2 separate regions of the Homo sapiens genome follow, and region 1 is linked to region 2. Evidence: chromatin contacts called from ENCODE Hi-C or POLR2A ChIA-PET data. All regions are on one chromosome and are shown on one strand. The core of a region is the stretch at or near the end of the contact, and the rest is flanking DNA. Distances in the headings are between cores, read along the strand shown. Region 1 overlaps EEIG2 (EEIG family member 2). Region 2 holds the start of STXBP3 (syntaxin binding protein 3).

The links. A loop is a pair of places that touch in the nucleus more often than their neighbours do. ChIA-PET counts read pairs that join two places held with the same protein, here RNA polymerase II (POLR2A). Pooled maps may share reads with other maps.
Region 1: a loop to region 2 is called in a pooled map, with 2.4 times the contacts of the local background. The contact joins the enhancer-like site here to the promoter of STXBP3 in region 2. A Hi-C loop is called at or near these places in 2 of 168 maps with a recorded cell type or tissue (ascending aorta and endothelial cell of umbilical vein) and 14 of 50 pooled maps. POLR2A ChIA-PET finds 5 or more read pairs at or near these places in 1 of 52 experiments (B cell).

The regions. Positions count from the first base shown.
Region 1 is chr1:108,583,012-108,586,874 of GRCh38, reverse strand. All of the region lies in intron 1 of EEIG2 (EEIG family member 2), which reads right to left. Among named protein-coding and RNA genes, the nearest start is that of EEIG2, 25 kb to the right of the region's middle. Within about 2 kb of position 2,379, at least 4 of the 41 ENCODE cell types and tissues checked have a DNase peak (open chromatin) inside an H3K27ac peak, as active enhancers do; they include endothelial cell of umbilical vein, where a contact is called at or near this core.
Region 2 is chr1:108,744,147-108,747,992 of GRCh38, reverse strand. It overlaps STXBP3 (syntaxin binding protein 3), which reads right to left and starts at 1,319. Exons shown (of 19, transcript NM_007269.4): 1 at 1,207-1,319. The coding sequence starts at 1,255. RefSeq lists a silencer at 818-937 and enhancers at 1,138-1,547, 1,070-1,640.

The sequences.
Region 1 (3,863 bases), core at 1,130-3,629, 160 kb after region 2:
TTCTTTCTAAATATTCTAAAAAGGTGTGGGAAAATAATAGTTGTAAACAGTTTCTTCAATTACAGCTCCAATCAGCCAGTTTCCAGATCAATAAATTTATGGCTTCTTATGTATGTACACGAAAAACCAAACTCTTCAGCTAGTATTCAATCTTCTTCCTTCAACCTCTCAAATTTGCGCCCCTACAGTTCTTCACTATTTTCTGCCCTGGCACTATGCACCTGCATGTCTGCCTTCGTGGTTTTCCCATCCTTTAGGATGCCCTCCCAAATGTCTTCTTATCCTTTCCTAGTATCCAGCCTCACCCACATGGTAAAAAGAGGAGGGAACAAATTTTAGACTCAGCAGATCTGAGCTCAAGTTTAATTTCAACACTGAAGGGATGTTGAAAGTAATTTGTAATTATTCTCCTCTGTATAAATTTCCTCTTATGAAATGTTTTATAGTTAGGTACAAATTGGTAAACATATGTTGTCTGGATCTAAAATGCTTATAAAAACTTACTAAATTAAATGGCATTACACACACACACACACACACACACACACACACACACACACCCCTCTGCGTAAACCACCAAGTGTTATATAATTCAAGACATTGCTCAAAAGCTTTTCCTATGATGCATTTCCTGAGTCCTTGGGTAAAATGATTCTCTGGTTCCTAAAAACTCCTGGAGTCTTCTGCATGCATGTCTGGAGTAGCTGCCTTGCAAATGAAAGCTACTGAGAGTAAGGGAAATAGGAGTTTAATGAAATTTTTGCTATGTATTATTATTAATTTTGCCATCCTCCAGTACTGTGAAAAATACTGCTACATATTATGAAAGTATTCCTCCGTTGGTATTTTCACAAGTATAATTATCAAAAAGGAACTCTATAATATCAGAGGAGGAAAATGTATCAGTTTTCTGGAACAGGAATATTAAACAGTAAGTTCAAAAGAATATGTTCGGGTCACCAAGACATACTTGGAAATACAGGTAAGAAGATGGTAGGGTGTTTACATTCTTGAGATCAAGAGAGAAATGAGCCAACGACATGGCCAGGGTATGACAAAACAGCACAAAGAGTTATTACAAACTGTACTATGAAGGCTCTGCTCTGGTTGTCTTGCTTATCCTTACACTAATGATATTACAATAATTCAGCACTTATGCGGATGAAGTAACTTATAATCAAAGGCACAGCAGCACAGCCTACTATTAATATAGCTCTACTTTGAAGGAAGGTCTGGGGAGGAGATGGAAGGGATCATATGCATTGGTAAAAGGATGAGATTATAGATGGCTGTATATAAAAGGACTGTAGTGAGCATACATGCTGGGACCTTCCTTGAGTGGCACAGACCTGCTGTGGTATCTCCTGCTGATATTGATTACAGTCAGTGTAAACAGATTTCATGTTTATGCCTTATATTGTGTTACTTGACCCATCTGACACCACTCCTCACATAGAAGGAAACCCCAGAGGGAGCAGGGTAGGTTAGAGAAACTCTAACAAACAGTTAAAATAGCTTCTTAATTATTTTGAATGCCGGACTGATGTTCCTTTGAAGGCAATACAGTACCAGCAGAGAGTCATGTGGCAGCTAGGGTTTATATAAGTTATCTTAGCAAAAATAGCTCTTGAATTCATTTTGACTTACTACCAGTTGGTAATAATTTTCAGTTTCTTGAATGAGCAAACAGTAAGAGCTAATATTGCAGTTATTACTGAGTTCCTAGTTGCTTCAGGAAGGCTTACACTTGATTAGCATAATGACGGAAGTTACAGTTTTCAATTGTGTATAATTACAAATGCATATTATCTGTATTCCTAGTTTGATGATTTTGTTTACTTTTCTATTAACAGAAATTATAAAGGTAATTTATGATTGCTTATAAGAGGTTATTAATTTAGTTTAAAGCAAAATCTTGCAACCAATTACCTTTTTTTGGAAGGACTATGAATAATCTTTTCTAACTACTTCCTGAGGCTATTTCTAAAGCTATTTCTATGTATTTCTGCCTCATACATAAAGGAAATAGTGATGTCCACAGAACTGTCCACATAAGATATTCAGGTACACTTCCTGTAAGTCATTTGTTAACCATAAAGATGCCTGGGATGGTACACAGACGTGATACTTTAACAATACAAAACCTTATGGTAACCTGAACTGGCCTCAAAAAGGTAAAAATAGCAGATAAAATGTTAATAACCATGTTTAGACACCAGCACTAGAGAATTCTCAGAAACTGCCATTGAAAGGTGGTTGTAATCTGCGAACAAGGAAATACAGAAAATGTTAACTAGAAATAAAATGTCACTAAATGCGTTTATTCTTATGCTATGCTAGCGATGACTCACTTAAATAAAACAAAGCAAACATGCAAAGTCCAAAATCGATACTATGGGTAGTTCCTCATTTCAGTAAGATAAAATAAGTCTTGGGTGTAAGCCAGTTTTTAAGCCACAATGCTTGGAAATAGCATTTGATTAGGAAAAGTCTGGGAATTTCTTCTTAAACTAGTAATCAGGTTTTAGGACAGAAAAAAAAATATTTTTTAAGAAAGCATACAGACTCTCAATCATGAGTTTGTTTTTAATATTTGTATCCCTATTTTCATTTACACTAATCCTTTGCCTCAATGTATAATCATGTTCAAGTCCTTCTCCTAAAAATAAATAAAATATTGCTGTTTATTCTTGTCTCTTTTACCCAATTGCATTTTTCTCCTTTTCTTCATTAACAGGGCTTCCAAAAGAAGTTACACTCCACACTTCTGCTCCTTCACCACCTGCTTGCTCTCTAATCCCTTGAAACCTGGTTTCTGTTCCTACAACTCCATTGAAACTTTTCTCTCAGAATTCCCTGAAGACTTGCTGATTGCCAAATAAACAGAGCATCTCTCATATTACCCCATCTCTCTACGCTATGGCAGAGCTGAACACCCTGTCCTCTAACGTACTTTCCATAGTTAGCTTCTGTGATACCACATACCTCCCCAATGTTTGGTCTCATTGGCCCTAATTAGGTCTTTTTCTACCAAGGTTCTGTCCTCTGGCCCTTGTGTTTTGTCCTGCATACTATCGTTGGCTTTATTATCTTGTCCCGGTGGATTATCTTAAAATCTAGGTTTGCGATCCTAACTATTCTGCAATCCTAACAGTTTATGTCTGTTTTCAGACTTAAACTTTCAGCCACTTACCACATACTGTCATATACCTCACTTGCTTCTTACACTCAAATGTTTAACAGCACAGAATTAGCAATAAAGGGAATACGTAGGAAACAACAGTAATAACCAAAACAGAAGAACTGTTACTTAATTTACACTCCATCCATTAAAGAATATGCATAGTATTATTGAAATAAATATACTAAAGTTTTTAGTAACATGGTACATGCTTATATTACAATGTTCAGTTAAAAAAAAAAAAAGCAGGAGGGTTGGACACAATGGCTCATTCCTATCCCAGCACTTTGGGAGATCAAGGTAGGTGGATTGCTTGAGCTCAGGAGTTCAAGACCAGCCTGGACAATGTGGTGAAACTCCATCTCTACAAAAAAAATACAATATTAGCAGGTGTGGTGGTGTGCACCTGTAGTCCTAGCTACTCAGGAGGATCACCTAAGCCCAGGGAGGTCAAGGGTGCAGTGAGCTATGACTGTGCTACTGCACTCCAGCCTGGATGACAGAGTGAGACCCTGTTTCAAAAAAAAACAAAAAACAAAAGGCAGCATAAAAAATTATGTATGTAATTTGGTTTCAACTGTGTAAAACACAAAATGGAAGACACTGGAAAGCTATATTTTAAGATATTAGCAGTGATTACCTCTGATAGGTAACATTTTCTTCTAATTTTATATATTTTCCA
Region 2 (3,846 bases), core at 70-2,569:
GCGGATGTTAATCACATATATATCTTGGAAATTATACAACACAATTTGTTACCCATTTTCACATAAATGTATTTAAATACCATTGTTTTAAAACATCTCAAATCTTAAGTCAGCCATGTAAATCTTGAAAAAGCAAATGCCAACCTTAAAATTATCTAATCTTTTAAAAGATAATTTCATATTTTTCACCTATTTATACATTTGCTTAGTGCCTGCTATATGTTAAGCACTATCCCAGTTACTGATTTGGATTTTTAATTTTAGACAAGGAACTCTAACTCCCAGAATTCTGCTGACTAAATCATTTGTTTTTTGTTCAACAAGTTGGACTAAGAAATACTAATTAGATGCTACTCCCTTTCCACTACTAGGCCATAATTATCTTGAACTCAGAGATACCAAACAATGATGGTTATTCCTGTTGGGTGGTTTCATTCTTTCTCTAACCTGCCAGACCTAGGTTTGGAGCGATGTTTATGAAAGTTGTGGATGATACCGCAGAACATCAGTAACCAATAAGGAGTCCGGTCCTAACAGCAGGGAGGGGCCCCCGAGAGTAGGGAAAACGGAAGGAGCGGCTCTTGCCCAGGCTATGCAGGAAGATGTCACGGCTGGACACCGGTCATTCCAATGGTCTCTTCTCAAGAACTTTTCAGAAAGTAGGCTCCTCTCGGAATAGGGGAAGATGAGTCTGTTAAACAGTGAGGTTTTTTGAAAAGCACGGGTTGATACTAACACGAATAAGCAGAATAAACAGTCCTTGCAAACTCCAGTGTGGGGTGGAGATGGGGGCGGAATAAACAGCGCCCGAATTGTCTCGGATGGAGAGACATCCCCAACTGGTGGAGCGCGGACGGGAGCGGAGAAGAGTGGGGAGCGCGGCCGAGGGCACGCACGGGCTCCGCGGGAGGGAAAGCCGGGCCGGGCGGCTCACCCGGGGCGGAGCTTCGCGGCCAGAGCGCGGCCGAGGCGAGGGGGTGCCCGACGCCAACGAGAAGGCCGCGTCCCGTCGCACCCCGCCCATCCCTGGTGCTGGCAAGGAATAAGGCAGGGCAGGAAAGCAGGAAGAAGTCCTCACACAGGTCCCAAAGCAACAAGTGCTCGCGGCGGCTCCTCAACAGACCGCTGGGTTGGGGCTGCAAAACGAGGCCCGGCACGGCAGCCTCCCGGCCTTCCCTCTCTCAACCCCTACCCCACCGCACTCACTCTGCCACACGACGCTCTTTAGCCCCCTCTCTGCCACCGGCGGCGCCATCTTCCCGACACTGCGGAGCAGCAGCCACCACCTTCCACTCCCAACCTACTTTGGCCGCAGAAGCGGCGTTGGGGTGGCCCCGCCCCTTGCTGCAGGGGAATGCCCCACCCCCTCTAGCAGACCGCGCCCTCCGGTGACGTCACGCGCGTCAGCAAGGGAATTTCCGCCCACTCCCGGACGGAGGCTGCGCAGTACAGGTGGAACCTCCGTGGGAAGTCGGGAGCCCCCTAGCGGGAGGCTGCTGTCGCCCGAGGTTCGACGTCCTGTGGCCTAGGAACGCGAAGTGCCAAACCGATCGTGAGCCAAGGCCGTCTATGAAATTCCGAGTTCACACATACACGAAGACTGGAGGATCCTCCCCATTACAGAAGAACCCTTCACTTCGCAAGGCGATTCATAATAGACTTCACTCAGTAGCCAGCCCAACTACCCAATGGAAAATGTACTGTCCCCAAATGATTATTTCATTCATTTTTTCAAGGACACAGTAATTGCGTAGAACTGTGAGGTTCCCTCCAGTGTGCCAAGAACTGTGCTGGACTTTTAGGAAACTCAAAGAAATGAGAGATCAACTCTTTCCCCTGAATAATTTACAATCTAATTAAAGAGCACAATTCCTGGAATGCTGCAGGTAGTTAAAACTTAGTTTAAAAATTGAATGCCTTAATGATAAGATATACATAAATGAACCAACAAAAGAATAATCATTTATTAACAAATTTATGCAACAAATGTAGGGAGGGCCTGTTAATGCTTCAGAATCTACAATTATTGTTGAAAGTTGATTCACAGAGGAGGAGATCTGAGCTCAGAAAGTTTAGGTAGAGATCTGTTTACTGAGATGGTTCCTTTGGGACTTTAAATCAAAGTAATCAAACGTAAGTGAGATCAGTTTAGTTGCTAAGAGCCCTAACTGTGAGATAACCATGTGACATTGGCAGAAAGTAGGCTTTCCTAGAAGGATTTGCAAAGAACCAGTGGCTGTAAAGATTCAAATTGGTCACACAGGGAAGTAGAAGTGGTTAGATACTACTACTAATAATAATGTCTAATATTTACTGAGTGCTTACTTACCATATGCCAGGCACCATGCTAAGTAGATTACCTCACTGATCCTCAAAGCAACACTTACAACAAGGAAACTGAGGCTTAATGAAGTCAAGTAACTTGCCAAGGATGCACTTAGTGGTGGAGTGGGAACAAAGATCAGGCTTGGGCTACATGGAAAGCAATAGAGTAGTCTGTGGGGTAACCTGCAATTTTTAGGAGAGGAAAGGCAAATGAAGAATTAAGAACAGGCTGGGCATGGTGGCTCACACCTGTAATCCCAGCACTTTGGGAGGCCTAGGCAGGAGGACTGATAGAGGCCAGGAGTTTAAGACCAGCCTGGGCAACATAGCAAGACTGCTGTCTCCACCAAAAAAAAAAAAAAAATTAATAAAAAAGTTAGCTGGGCATGATGGCGCATGCTACCTGCAAGCTGAGGAGTCGTAGCTACTTGCGAGGCTGACGTAGGACGACTGCTTGAGCCTGGGAGTTCCAGGCTGCAGTGAGCTATGATCATGCAACTGTACTCCAGTTTGGGGAACAGAATGAGACCCTGTATCTAACAATAAAAAAGGCCATAAAATGGGTTCTGGCACAACCTATGGCTGAGTGGTTTTTCTGTTCAAGGCTTATATGAGAATAGAAGCTGGAGCCCTGACCTCCTTTAAACCTACTCTAAATTGATTCAGTTGCTCAATGTTTTAAACAAGTGCACATATGATTTCCCTCTCCCTTTTCATTTTAAGTTAGGTTCTGCTTAGTTTAGCAGGGTGAAGCCCCAATCCATAAGAAAAATATGTGCCAGGGAAAATTCACCCTTCTGAGGTGAAGCCCCTTGCTCTGAAGAGCCAAACCAAGAGGGAAGAGTGAGATGGGTGAGGTGCCTCCATCTCTTACCCTTCAGGAGAATGACCAGGTGCCAGGGAATAATACAGGTCCCTCTGGGTTGGAAGTTTGACTCTGGTCACATGGGGTGCAGTTCTGGCTCATGCTCCTGAAGGCCAGAGTCCTTGGTGGCACTGCGGAATAGTGGAGCAAGCATGGTCTTTAACTGCACGTAGGCATAGGTTTACATCCTACAAAATCTGGCTCTGCCTCTTACTAGCAGTGTGACCTCAAACACCTCAGTTTCATTGCACCTGTGTGCTGAATATGAATATATTATCTCAAACCTCGCAACAGCCCAGCAAGATGACCATTGCCATTTTACATATGAGAAAACTGAGTCTCAGGGAGGTTAAATAAATCATGAAAAATCTCAAAATGAGCTAGGATCTGGATCCATCTGGCTCCAAGGCCATTGCTCTTTCTAGTGTACCAAATTGCCTATCCTCCCAGGCTCCCCTAGATTTGCATAAGCTCCCTAAGCAGTTTCTCTACGTCTCCTCTAGTTTGCTTGCCTAAACAAATTGAAAAATGAACTTGGATTCCCTAAATGTGACACAGCAAAGTAGAAGGTAAAATCTGCTAACACTGGCCAGGGATGAAAAGCTGCTTTGTATAATTCAGAGCAGGTAAATGGCCAAAATAACCGAGGGTTGAAT